Regions from separate parts of the Homo sapiens genome. Here region 1 is linked to region 2. Evidence: chromatin loops called from intact Hi-C (ENCODE). Cell type or tissue: HepG2. All regions are shown on one strand. Links, peaks and the distances in the headings refer to the core of each region. The heading gives the core; the rest is flanking DNA.

Region 1 (2,906 bases), core at 312-2,811, 55 kb before region 2:
GGATGGGGTCTTTTCATCTCTGTGTCACTAAGAGGAGATCAACAGCAGGTGTGGAAACTGGCAGATCACACCACAAAGCAGAGAGGCCAGCAGGAGTCCAGAATCCCAGCCATGAACTGTCGGGCTTCAGGCAGGGAGCAGTGGGAGACCCAAAGTCTCCGTGCTATTGATATTTGGGGCTGGCTAATTCTGTTGTGGGGGATGTCCTGTGCGGAGTAGGATGGTTAGCACTATCTGTTGCCTCTGCCAGTAGCATCTTCTCTACCAGTCATGACAACCTAAAGTGTCTCCAGACATCACCGAATGTCCCCTGGGGGCAAAGTCACCCCAGATTGTGAACCACTGGCTTAACTGAAGCAAACTTAATGAAGGAAGTGTTTGCAGAGGTGAGGCATGCAGGGACTGGCAACAGTGGGGAGCTGTTAGCACCCCAAGGCCAAAGAGGTGAGAGAGAGAATGGTGTTACTTGACCCAGAGATAGCTGGAGCCATATAAGTGAGGCTAAGACAGGAGTTAAGACCATGGAGAAATTCAGCCACTGCCAAAATTAAGGCAAAACAGGGAGGGAGCTGGGGGTGGCATAAACATGCCCAGTTCTCCCTCATCCTGCCCTTTTATCTCTGCCGATTCCTCCCCTTGGCTGAATGTATTGTGATGTCAGAAGGCACAGGTGCCTCCAGGCCACAGAGCAGGACAGACAGGGTTGGAGATTGGACCACTCGTGTGTGGATGAGGTGGGTAAGCAGAGAAGAACCATCACAGGGAGGCAGGAACAGGCCCCAGAAGACAGGACATTTGTGTACTTCTTGGAGGACGTGTACTTCCCCAGTTGGAGAAAGCTGGGAAACAGTATCTCACCAGCAGGAAGAGCAGGCATGAAGCCATGGAGCTCTGAGACAGCCTGGCTCCCTGCATTGTTTATTTAATTGTGATTGTTTGTTTGATTGATTCTGCTCTGTGTGCATGTGGTGAAAGTAAAACATTTCAAAAGGTACAAAAGGGCATAAAATGAGAAGTAGGTCTTCCTCCCACCCCGACCCCAGCTACCCAGCCCCCCAACACCCACCCCGAAAGCCATCTCACTCTCCGGTCTCTCATCGCCTTCCGGAAATAGTTGGTGCACATGCTAGCTTGTGTCACTTAAACTCCTAATTTGATTTAATTTCACGGGTGTTTACAGAGCCCCTACTGTGTGCAAAGAAATGAACTGAGCTCTCTGGCCTCACACCCTAAGCCCAACCCTGATCCACTAAGCACTGGCAGCTTCAGGCCCACCACTGCTGGCCTCCCATCTCTTTCTCCAAGCAACGGGTAAGCCTGTCACAGTTATGTTGTTCAATTTATTTTATTTTATTTTATTTTATTTTTTGAGGTGGAGTCTTGTTCTGTCACCCAGGCTGGAGTGCAGTGTAGCTATCTCAGCTCACTGCAACCTCTGTCTCCCGGGTTCAAGCGATTCTCCCACTGCAGCCTCCCGAATAGCTGGGATTACAGGCACCCGCCACTACGCCCTGCTAATTTTTGTGTTTTTAGTAGAGATGGGGTTTGACCATGTTGGCCAGGCTGGTCTTAAACTCCTGGCCTCAAGTGATCCACCTGTCTCGGCCTCCCAAAGTGCTGGGATTACAGGTGTGAGCCACCATGCCCGGCTTCAATGGATGTTTTGTGGATTGGACTGAATTAAAACTGAACCATTGGTGAGAAGCAAATTAGAATGCAGGAGACACATAAACCTTGGGTGTGGTTCAGGAGACCATGTGTTTTGGGGAGAGGAGTGAGGGTTCTGTCTCCAAAGACTTGCTCTTGCTGGAGCCAATGGACAGTTAGTTGTCTAAGAAGGGAATGCCTATAGTGTGACCTAGAGGGGGCGCTAGAGTGTGAGCAGGTTGGGACTTGATCTGGCTTAGATCAGTCCAGGGAAGACCAGATCTTGCCTGGCTACCCCCAGCTGGTGTCTGTAGCCCTTGGGGGAGTTTAAGACCAGGAAAGGGGAGTTTCTGGCCAGCTGCAGAAATGGGGAATTCCACAAACAACATGTAAACTTGTCGGTACCCGGAAGCAAACAACCAAATCTGGGTATCAGATGCCCAGGCAGAAGCCGGGAGGCCAGAGCAGCCCAGGTCTCCAGGAGCAGACAAGGACCAGGCTCTTCCTTGCCTGCCCTGCTCTTCCCTGCTGATGTCTTGTTCTCTCAACACCCGGCTCTTTCCTGACAGTGCCTGTGTGTTGAGCACTTCCAGACAAACACGCCTGCCATGATGGACCACATTTCTGTGCAGATGCTGAGTACACACCGTCTCCCACTCCCACGGCTGCTTTGCAAGGACAGTGTTAATGATCCTCACTTTGTAAACAAGGAAAACTGAAGCTCAGAAAGGAGGGATGGAGGGCGGTAAGGTTGGGCATCCTACACATATGGTGATATCATTGAACATTTTGTGTTGAAGAATGATGGAGTGTTGAACACAGAATCAGAGAATTTTACTTTATTTTATTTTTTGAGAAGGAGTCTCAATCTGTCAACCAGGCTGGAGTGCAGTGGCGCGATCTCGGCTCAGGGCAACTTCCACCTCCTGGGTTCAAGGGATCCTCCTGCCTCAGCCTCCCGAGTCGCAGGGATCACAGGCATGTACTACCAGGCCCGGCTAATTGTTTTGTGTTTTTGGTGGAGACGGGGTTTCACAATGTTGGCCAGGCTGGTCTCAAACTCCTGACCTCAAGTGATCTGCCCACCTTGGCCTCGCAAAGTACTGGGATTACAGGCATGAGCCACTGTGCCTGGCCAAGAATTTTAGAATCATAAAATCTAGGAGTCCTGGGCTCCTAGGTTACCAGTATAACCCACACTGCCACCAACTCCCTGTCCATTCCCCACACTGTAAATGAAATGTCTCTCTGGGGCCCAC
Region 2 (2,906 bases), core at 216-2,715:
TCCTGGAATCCCTGAAAGGACTTCGGAATTCTAAGGCACTGGAGCTGGTGGTTTCACTGCCTCAGTCTTGCAGGGGAACTCAAGGACCTGAGAAGTAAAGCACCTTATCCCGGGGTATAGGCAGGGGCAGGGGCATCCTCCACACGCCTGGCCACCCCAGGGCTGCTTGGCATCTTCACTTCCCCTTGGCGCTCACCACACCATTATCTCCTATCTTTTCTTCCCCACCCACCACTCCGGGAGAGGTGCAGAGAAAACTGGGACTTATCAAGACAAAGAACAAAAGTCGTGGAGGAAAGAAGCCAAGAGCCATCTCTACTCTGGGGTAGGGCCCTTCAGTTTTGCCCCTTTGAAATTTCAAATTCCAGTTTGTGGACAAAGTCCTAACTATCTCACAATATAGGTCCCCAACCACTGACCAAACTCCAGTCCAGGCAGCCACCAGCTGGCCTGGTCTTGCTGCTTCCTTTAGCGGCTTCCAAGGTCCAGGGACAGGGGGTCTGGGCCACCAAGAGGCTCTGCTAGGCTGTCCCTGCAGCCACAGCCACCCCACTGGACCCCTGCCTCCCATCTGAGAGGACAGCCCTCTTCCTGGAGCTGGGATCTGACACTTGCTGATACCAACGGCAGATACCAGGTAGGTCCCCTCCCTTTCTCTTCCTTGAGCTCCTAAAATGCCACTCATACCACCCTCTGCACTCGGCAAAGGCCACTGTGGCTTAATCAAATCAGGCACCCACAAAGCTTCAAGACTGGAAAAGATGCCTTGGCTAACCCACCCATTTAGTGGACGGAAACACTGAGGCCGTCAGGGGAGTGGCAGCTGGCCACAGACTGAACCATAGACTTGGGGCCCAGACCTGGGGCCCCTCACGGAGCCTCAGAGGGTGAAAGGGACTTGCTCAAGTCCACGCAGCGGTGGTGGGTGAGCTTTGTCTTAACAACGAGCACTTTCTACTTCATCACAGACCATGAGTGGCATTGTGTTTGTTCACCCGATGATGGGTGGCCACTGGCTTGTTCACCCGATGATGGGTGGCCACTGGCTTGTCACAGGAGTATTTCCGAGAGGAAGATGAGGGAGCTTGGGGCTGAAGGCCAGTGGGTTTGGAAGGAAGCAACATTCATGTGGTTAACTGATAACTGGGCCCCATCCCTGGGCCTCCTTCCTCCCTCCCTGTCCTTAGCCTGATTAAGACCAACTTACCCAGCTGCTAATCATTGCTGAGCCTGTTGATTTTGCCTTAAAAAATTAACTGGGCATGAGTTTGCGGTTTTCCTCACCCCTAACCCTGAAAAGGCCTGGGTGGGCAGGAGGCCTCCAGGGTTATGCAAGAGGCCGCTGGCCTCCCAACGCATAGCCCACGGCCACCTCGGCTGCTCTCCAAAGAAGAGGCTTTGCTCAAGAGTCAACAGTCTGCTTGTTCCCCCTGTGCTGGGTCCTGAGCAAATTTGCTCTGTTACCAAAGAGAGATAAAGGCAGCTGGGGGAGAGCTTTCCAAACAGGGATGGGAAGCGGCAGCTTTGAGCTTGGGGTTCTAGAACTCTGCAGTGTCAGAGCCAGGAGAATCTTTAGGAGGATGTGGGCTGGGGTTTTTCAAGCTGGGTTCCGAGGCTCCCAGGAGCCAAGGGTATGCATCCACAGGCCCAGCTTCAACCAGCGACTCCCTTTTACATGTAGTCTTAATATTTTATTTGAGGGTTGGAAAACCACTGATTCAGCCCCATCCCCTCATTGCACAGATGGGGAGATGGAGATCAGAGGGGGAAGTGACTTGTCCAAGGACAGAAGGTCACCTCGGGTATTCAGGGGCTCCAGCCAGCATGGGAATGAATGGTGGGCTCTCTGTGGACCCGGGCAATGTCTTGAAAGACATTGGTGAACAAGACGGCTCTGCAAACGCCTTGCCATGCCGTTCTCCCCCTCCTCCCAGGGCTGGCTGGAAGCAGAGAGGTGCCTGAGAGCCATTGGAAGACCCAAGTCAGGGGAATGCACCTGGCTCTGTGTCCCATGGGCCCTGTGAGGATATGACCAGCAGCCAGGCACTGCAAACCGGAGACTACGTTATAATCCATCTCAGCCACGTCCTGTCTCTGGAGGCATCAGCACTTTGGGAGGCTGAGATGGGAGGATTACTTGAGCCCAAGAGTTTGAGACCAGCCTGGGCAACATAGTGAGACCCTGTGTCTATTTTTTAAAAAGATTTTTTAAAATTAAAGACAGATGCCCAGTCCCTATCACAAAAAAAGATGTAGAGCCCTGCCCTGACTCTCTCCACCTCTCTGAGCCTCAGTTTCTTCACCTGTAAATTGGGAATTATAATACTTAACTTCCAGGGTTGTCATGAAAATGAAATGAAGCAAAATATACACATTGATCATCATGGCCACTGGATATGCAGCTGTTTTAGGAGCTTTGCATGTGTTACTTCCTTGATCCTCCCAGCCACTCTGGGAGGTAGGCAATGTTTTCACCAATTTTTTACACACCAGAGGCACAGGGAGGTTGAGCCATATACCCATGCTCACACAGCTGATGAGAAACAAGAAGTGGAATTGGAACTTGGGCAGTCTGTCTCTAGAGTCTGTGCCTCTAACTCCAGGGCTACCCTTCCCTTCCAGGGATGCCAGTGAGAGATGGCCAGGAGAAGGGCAGAGAGCAGGGCACTGTGGGAGATGCTGACTGTAAGGCTCCGGAGGTAGGGCAGAGAGTATGGTCTGGAGAATGATCAGGAAGGAAGCCAGGAGGACTTGGATCTGTGTGGGTGGAGCTTCTCCGCAGGCTGCCTCCTGCCAGGTGGCTTATGACATCTGGGCTGAGGGTGTTGCTGTCCTCCTGTTTATGTTCATCCCTCCTGTTTATGTTCCTGAATTTATCTGCAGGGGTGACCTTGGGAATTAGATGC

Evidence for each region. A loop is a pair of places that touch in the nucleus more often than their neighbours do. Peaks named below come from ENCODE experiments on the same cell type or tissue, not always from the same donor. Only the 100,000 strongest peaks of a DNase experiment are listed, where the experiment ranks them.
Region 1: it touches region 2 in a loop (2.9-fold over the local background); 16 of 110 quality-filtered maps call a loop at or near these places.

What each region holds. Positions count from the first base shown.
Region 1 is chr20:44,448,365-44,451,270 of GRCh38, reverse strand. LINC01430 (long intergenic non-protein coding RNA 1430) reads left to right here and starts at 714. Exons shown (of 3, transcript NR_109893.1): 1 at 714-734; 2 at 1,181-1,311; 3 at 2,217-2,494. In HepG2, for the core only: a CTCF peak has its summit at 1,862 (motif pointing right); a DNase peak (open chromatin) is centred at 1,860.
Region 2 is chr20:44,393,184-44,396,089 of GRCh38, reverse strand. The region is part of intron 1 of HNF4A (hepatocyte nuclear factor 4 alpha); the gene reads right to left. HNF4A-AS1 (HNF4A antisense RNA 1) reads left to right here and starts at 428. Exons shown (of 3, transcript NR_172878.1): 1 at 428-637. In HepG2, for the core only: no CTCF peak of the experiment used is centred there; DNase peaks (open chromatin) are centred at 429 and 1,399; H3K4me3 peaks cover 2,415 bases.